2 separate regions of the Homo sapiens genome follow, and region 1 is linked to region 2. The links are chromatin contacts, found by Hi-C or POLR2A ChIA-PET in ENCODE. All regions are on one chromosome and are shown on one strand. The core of a region is the stretch at or near the end of the contact, and the rest is flanking DNA. Distances in the headings are between cores, read along the strand shown.

What was found. Hi-C counts contacts between places; a loop is a spot of excess contacts on that map. ChIA-PET counts read pairs that join two places held with the same protein, here RNA polymerase II (POLR2A). Pooled maps may share reads with other maps.
Region 1: a loop to region 2 is called in a map of CD4-positive, alpha-beta T cell, with 6 times the contacts of the local background. The contact joins the promoter of NFKBIZ here to the enhancer-like site in region 2. A Hi-C loop is called at or near these places in 5 of 168 maps with a recorded cell type or tissue (CD4-positive, alpha-beta T cell, CD8-positive, alpha-beta T cell, MCF 10A and 1 more) and 11 of 50 pooled maps. POLR2A ChIA-PET finds 5 or more read pairs at or near these places in 16 of 52 experiments (A549, CD4-positive, alpha-beta T cell, CD8-positive, alpha-beta T cell and 10 more).

The regions. Positions count from the first base shown.
Region 1 is chr3:101,848,249-101,851,869 of GRCh38, reverse strand. NFKBIZ (NFKB inhibitor zeta) reads right to left here and starts at 2,356. Exons shown (of 12, transcript NM_031419.4): 1 at 1,953-2,356. The coding sequence starts at 2,241. RefSeq lists silencers at 2,458-2,629, 1,678-2,877 and enhancers at 2,371-2,665, 2,460-3,297.
Region 2 is chr3:102,113,028-102,116,788 of GRCh38, reverse strand. No RefSeq gene overlaps it. Among named protein-coding and RNA genes, the nearest start is that of RDUR, 170 kb to the right of the region's middle. Within about 2 kb of position 2,353, at least 6 of the 41 ENCODE cell types and tissues checked have a DNase peak (open chromatin) inside an H3K27ac peak, as active enhancers do; they include CD4-positive, alpha-beta T cell and CD8-positive, alpha-beta T cell, where a contact is called at or near this core.

The sequences.
Region 1 (3,621 bases), core at 1,107-3,606, 260 kb after region 2:
CTAAGAAATTAAAGTTCATAAAAATTTGGTCAAGGATCCTCAGAGCCAATAGGTAAACCCAAATTAAGCCTCTCTATCTCTCAGCTCTAACCACCCATGAGAGTGGATCACATTTTTTTCTCAGCCCTAACCACCCATGAGAATGGATGACAGATTTTGCCATCCTGACTCTCATAGTTCTATAATTATTCTTGACTTTGGAAAAACTTTGGGGAGCAAGTGATAAATGATGCACTTTTAGCTTTTTAAACCAATGGTTTTATGTTCACATAGAAATTTTAAAGTCTATCAATTCCGCTTACCTAAGAAGGCACAAAACAACTTCTTTCAAAGATCTCTATGTACGAAAACCTGACAATTAACAACGTCTTAGATTTATGTCTTATTATTTCCTTCAATTCAACTGTGCCAAAAAAGCTGCTTAAATTCACTGAGCTTAAACACATTTCTACATATGCACACAGGATTTCCCCTCATTGACTGTTTTTGGAATTACTTACACAGGTCTTCTAAGTAAAAAGGAAATATGCTTGTTTCACTTTTAAACTTTGAAATACACTTTAGCATTTGGTATACAAGTACAGTACTCCACTTCTGATCACTATTATGTCACAACCTCTTAGTATGTGTGTTGAACACAAATTCACAAAGTCAGGAAATGAATAATTCAGCCGCTCCATCAAGTGTACAAAAATAAGATGGGGCAAGAAACAACGCATAATTTGAACATCTGTATCTATCATAAATACATGAGATAAACAGTTCAATGATAGGGTAAGTGAAACATTAGTTGGCTTTATTTTTAAGTTTAGGGATTTCAAGAGATACCAGAATTGCCAGAATCTAACACAGCATTTTTCTGGAATGACAGCAGTTCATAATCCAACGTCACAGAAAGAAAAAAATGCAGTTTCAGAAATCCCCTGTGGCTGTGTGGTAAACCAAGGGACCAGCAGAACAGTTTCAGCCAGATGAAGGCCAAGTGGGTAAGAAAAGGTCCTAAACACATATTCTTTCTGGATCTGCTACGCAGTGGTTTAAATCGCTTTTCGCATGATTTTAAATGACTTAAAATGAAAATGAGATATCACTTTTTAAAATAAATGACAACCAAAACAGGAGTGGCTAAGAGTGGGAAACACCGGAAAGAGACGTTCTTTAAAATCATGCTAATTACTCTCAACGTTCAATTATCGAGGCGTTTTTCTAGCCTACCCACAGGGGCATCCTGTTTTCCCCCAAATTATGCAACTCGGTTCACTAAGAAAGGAAACCAATTCGCAGCCCATGAAAGATAACATTACGTCTTTCTCTGCTAGATATGGCTTATCCATTTTTTTTAAGGCACACACAACAAAAACAAGACCGCAAAAATTCCGGGCAGACTTCCGAAACTCGCCAAACTAAAGGCATAACTTGAGTTGGTTTTCAGCCCGGCTTCACCTTGATAACAGCAGTTTCCTTTTCTTTGACGGTCAAGTCTTTTTACTGAAAAATTCCATAAAAACTGAGAAATAAGTCATGACCTTTAACGCTATTCCCAAACCCTTATCCTCTGCTACAGCTTTCCACTAAAATATTCACAAGAAGAAAATTACACCTACATCAGACCCCAAATCTCATCATAGTTTATTAATTATGACTCAACAAAGCTGCTTCTTAGAGAGCGAGCGATCTCCTGGTCACTCGCCCGGCAGTCAGAGCTCGGCCGAGCGGTTTCTGAAGCCCCCCCGAGGCCCGCGGGAGGGAGCCGGTTCCGCGGGCCGGCGAAGGGCGTGTAGGTCAGGCAGGCGCCCGGCCCGGGCAAGGCGGGGAGTGGTAATTGATGGCTAAGGTGCGTACGTCCTAGCTCTAAGGAGGGCGCAGGGGCCACCCTCCATCTGGGGAGTCCCGCTCCCAACCTCCTAGGCGTGCGCGCCCCGAGTACGCAGCGGTGCGGGGCCGGCGGGTACCTGGCTGGCGCTCGGCGCGGGCGCCGCCTCTCGACCGGGACTCCACGGCGCCGCAGGAGGACACCGACGAGGCAGAGGAGAAGTCGGAGGAGTCGGAGCCGGGCGAGCCGGGCGCCGAGGGGCCCAAGACCGAGCAGCTGGCGTCGCAGGCGCCCGGGGCGGCGGCGGGCGGCGACGCGCCGTAGAAGTAGCTCAGGTTGAGCGGGCTGGTCATGAGGCCGCAGCCGCCCGCCGCGTCCCGCAGCCCCTCTCCGCCGCGGCTGTCGTCCAGCAGCTTGTCCACAATCATGCTCCCAGGCTGGGCGCTCGAGGACCCCGACACCTGCGCCACCGGCTCGCTGCGCGCGGCTGCCTCCCGGGCTGGCTCAGGGAGCTGTCGGCGGGCGGACGGCGCGGGCCAGTACGGGCGCGGCGCGGGACTGCCAGGGTATTTAACGGGCCGCAGCGCTCGCCGACCTCCCCGGCGCCCGGCCCGGCCATTGGCGGTGCCCGGGCCGCCTCCCAGCCCCTCCTCCGGATGCGTCCGATTTCCAGTAAAATGTACAGGATGAGGCAATGCGCCCTCCGCCCTCCGCCCTCGCCCCGCCCGCCCGGCTCCGCCCAGACCGACCGGTTGTTTGCCTGCCCTTCACCGGGAAACCCCGACAGCGCGCGGCTTCCAGCCTCCCGCTTCCCGCCTCCCGCCTCCCGCCTCCCGCCTCCGGGACCCCGTCCCTCGCCCGGGCCATCCCTGCCCTCTAGGCCCCCGCCGGGCCTGGGCGCCCGGGGAGAGGGCGCGCGGCGCAGGGCTGGGCCTGCAGAGGGAGGCGGGAGTCAGTGGAGGGAACCGGTTGGCCTGGTTCTTGGGGACTGGCAAGTCCTGGAAGGAGCGCGCCCCGCACCCCTCTGCCTGCCCCGGCGCGGCGAGCTGTTAGCCCAGTTAAGGCATCTCTGGAAGGTTCTTAAGGGCCTGTCTCCTCCGGCGCCCCAGCGTAGCCTCCCTTCTCAAACATAGCGTTTGTCGACGGTTTTAGGCAACATCCCGAACTGAAAGAGATGTTGGAGCATTTTTATGTTCTCAAATTATCTGCTGGGACGCAAATAATGTTTTAGGTGCAGCCATGAATAAAAAGTAATGCCACACTTCTGTATCCTTCAATACTAGAACAAAGCCATCTTAGCAAAATAATACACAAACATGTAGGTGCTGTAGTATATGTAGATATAACTTTTAAAATTCTGCATAGCTTTACACTATCTGATAAACTAACACAGTAATTTTGGCCTTTCCTATCTTGAATACTTTTTTCCAATGGATTTATACAACTATTTGTTCAAGTCCAACTAGCAAAAAATGCGGGAATGATAAGGTTAAGTACACACATGCTATGTTTAAATAAACCGATTATGATTAAATAACACGAGGGATACAAAGTTCAGTGAGCCACCTAAAAGGAGAAACAACAGGTCTGGTAGAGGAAAAAGGAGGTCAGGAGGAAAATCTTTGCAGGGGTGGTGGCATTTAAGATAGGTCCTAAAGGATGGGTGGGATTGGGGCCCACAGCATTTACAGAAAGAACAAGAGCAAAGAATTAAGGAGAGGGTTCATATTAGAGTGTATAGTCCCCTTTTACGATTGTCAAGAGGAGAAGATGGCATTAAATATAAAAGATAACTTGGTGCCTTTGGG
Region 2 (3,761 bases), core at 1,104-3,603:
CTTGCCTATTACCTGAAGTGCTTGCTTAAAAATGCGGATTCAGCCAAGACCTAGAACAGATTTGAATTGAATTAAGGCTGGTCCTAATGATTATGCAGGCCCTCAGGTGTACAGCAGGCCCTCAGTAAATTTTTAATGAATCAATAGGTTGAAATGTTGAATTGAATAGGAGTCTCTCATCAGACTTTCATAGACTTTCTCATATGCATCAAGCATGGAAAGTAAAAAGATAAATAAGATAAAATCCCTGCCACTGGAGAACTCACTGTCCAGTAAGAGAGAAGTAAACACATCATTTAGTACTTTATGATAGGTAATTAAACAGAAGTACTTCTGGGGTGCTGTTTGGGCCACAGAGGAGGGGTTTTTAACCCAATAGGACACATGCTTAGAATACAATGCCTGAGCCAAGTCTTAGAAAATAATTAGGAATTAACCGATCAATGAAAGGTAAGAAGGAACAGCGTAAGTAAAGGAAAACTTGAAAGTAATATATAACATGGTTTATCCCAGTTCCTAGCAGGAGACAAAGGTAATTTTAGGGAGCAAAGAGGAGTAGAGTAGTGTCGCCCATATGTGAGGTTCTTCCATCTTTGGAAGGCAGTGCATGACCAATACCCATACTTGCTCAGAGATCACCTCCAACCGTACAGGTAGCTGAGCCTAGTGGGGTGCTTGGGAAGTGGCAGTGGGAGAGCAGAGCCAGAAGCCAGTGAGCCCAGAAAGTCCACCCAGTCTTGAGCCTTGAAGCCAGAGCACCGGGGCCATAGCAGCCAGGAGAGACTGGCATGGAACAAAGCCTCTAAGGACTCCAAGTAAAAAGGAAAATCACAAAGGTGTTGATTAGTTCAATTCTTAGCGTGGTAGAAAACACAAACTTTCCTTGTATGTGCCATTTGGAAGGAGTCAGTTGATTCAGTCTATCTGAATGAGTAGGTCAAGGCAGGGGGAGAACATATGGTAGAGAACATAACCTGTGTAGACTCTGGAAACACATGCCTTCTTCCTTCCTAGAGTACGTATTTGGAGGAGACCCTCATTAGGAACTGGAAACAATATTCATTCTGTCTGGTCCTGCTCAGTTTATAGACTTTCCAGAATTAGTTAGGCAGCTTTCCTCTATCAGGATAAATGGATGAGGCAGGGAGAGCACTGAGGTAATGGGCACCTCGCCTATTTCAACAAGGGCCATCAATGGACATCTCTTTATTTACCAGATTCAGGACTAAGTAGTTAGCAGACGGCCTAAGGGCTATTCTGAAAGGCTTTTTAAAGATTGTTTGAGATTGATGAGGATCCACAGACCCCATGAAAAGTTAATCATTTAGTGTATTGTGTATCTACAAATGTACCTGACAATGTAGGGGCGGGGGATAGATTAATGATAAATAAATAAATGAGAAATGATTTCAAAAAGGAGAAAGTGCTCTGAAGAAAATAAAATATGGTAATGTTTTAGATAGGATGGGAGCAGTTACGTTTTAATAACAAACAATCCCAAAAATATCGTGTCTTAACAAAGTTGTGTTTTCTGTGTTTTGCTTTCTTACTCATGCATTTATACGCCACACATTGCCAGGGGATCTGGTCCATGTTGCTCTCATGCCTGGACAACACCAAGGGTAATGAGACTGCACCATCACATCACTTTTATGTCCTGTTGGTCAACACTTGTCCCAGAGTCCTACCCACCTGTAAGGGTGTCAAGAAAGTACACTTTTCCCATGTGTCCCAAAGGAGAGGAGAGCCACAGATGAGCACACAAGATGGAGGGGCAGGGGAGGCACAGCGGCTGACTAGGGTGGTCTAGCAATGGTGTTCCAAGGAGACAACATTTAAGCTGTGACCTGAAGGGTGAGAATAAATCCACTATGTGAAGGGCAGGAAGGGCACTTCAGGCAGAGGGAACAGCAAATGCAAAAGTTCCTTAGGTTAAAGCAAGTGTACAAGGAAATTAATGAAGGCCTGTTTGACAAGAGAGCTGTGAGGGAGGGGGAGAGTGGTAGTCAATGCAATCAGTGAAGCCAAATGATGAAGAACTTTGAGGTTCATGATAACAGACTTAGCTTTTATTCGACGTGTGCCCCAAACTCAAGTTCACTAATGTTTCCTCTTTTTAATGAAAGCAAAAAGCTATGCTTATATAACACTGAAAATAAAAATTCAGTTTTTGCTTTCCAGAATTTTCTGTTTCCCAGACTAAAATGAACCTTTATCTTTTTCATATTCACCTCAAGTTCACCTTTTTCTAAAACATTTGAAATACCGCAGAACATCGTGACAGGCTGTATAGTGTTTCCTGGAACTATTTACCTCAGTTCTGCGTTTTCTCAGGCCTCACGTCAAAGTCTTGATCGGCACCCAGATCTGTGCTCATAGCTGCTGACAGAACACACATTTTCTCAAAAGGCAAGAAAAAGGAAGCCACCATTCTGAGAAGAGAAAAAAAAAAAACTCTCCAGAGGAATATCTCTTCTCTATTAGAACCCAGTGTTTCTAGAATAGAGCCACATATAGAAAGCTTCTTACTCTTAAAGAAATTATCTAGATTGATTAATGTTCTAGTGTTTATTGAGTTTCCAGAGTAGCTGGAAGGTCAAGGGAGGTCTTGAGACCTTTATTTTTCATGCTGTTTATGTTTAACAAAAATTTCTTCAAATCCAAAATGTTGTCATCTGGTCTCTAACAAAAATAACAACTTAATAAAAACATTTGATAAAATCTCTGTGAACCTCAGGTTTTTCATCCATAAAATAGACATGACCAGTAATAGCAACAAAGCCAAACATTGAGATGACAGGGCTGCTGCTGAGTGGGCTCAGCCTCCTCACTTCGAGCCATGTTGACTGCCTCGTGGAGGCACCGTGAGCTTTCTCAGCGGTCTAGTGGAGAAGTGAACTCAGCCGAATGGCTTGCATGACACGAGGTGTTGCAGGCTGCTTCACAAAGGCCACTAACATGAATAGTGATCTGTCGGAAATTTGACCGAGCAGCTCACCTGATTAGAATGTATTGCAAAATAGCGACATTTTTGTTCAGACAACTCTGCTACAATATCCTTAATGTCTGCCCTGTAGTAAAGTATAATCATTAAATATGCAGACTTTGGAGTCAGTTAATCTGATATCCAGTCAGTTCACCCACTCACTAGCTGTCGATTAACCTCTCTACGCTTCATTTTCCCTTGTTTGAAAATGGAGATAGTAGGGTTTGTTTAATCAGGTTATTGGAAAGATTATGGCATATTTCCTGTAAACCTGTCAGCACAGTATGTGATCCATGGTAAGTCTCAGTAAACATTAACTTCATCATCATCATCATCAACCTTGAAAGGAGAAGAGTCACTACTTAAAAATCTACACATGACTTGGGAGTGTCGATTTTTCAGTTTCTAGCTATCAGGCTTAAATATTTAAGAATCATTCCAAAGAGTAAATTCAAATGGGGGAAGAAATGCTGAAACTTCCTCCTGACATTCAGTCTTCAGCATAAGGAATTTCTTCCTCATTTTTCAGTTTTTGTCCCTATTTGTTTGTCCATGTGTTTGTTTTTTCCTTTCCTAAGTTGAGATGGAGAATTTCTACTATGTCAGAAACCCTTTGTATCTGAAGTTTGTAACTGGACAACTCTAAGCCTTCTTTTCTGCTAATTCCAGCATTGCATAACACAACTGAAGTCAGATTCTACTTTCAAGATAATTCTTTTATTCTTTATAAAAATTAAATAATGTATGGTGAAAGTGTGTGTAAACAATAGGTTTC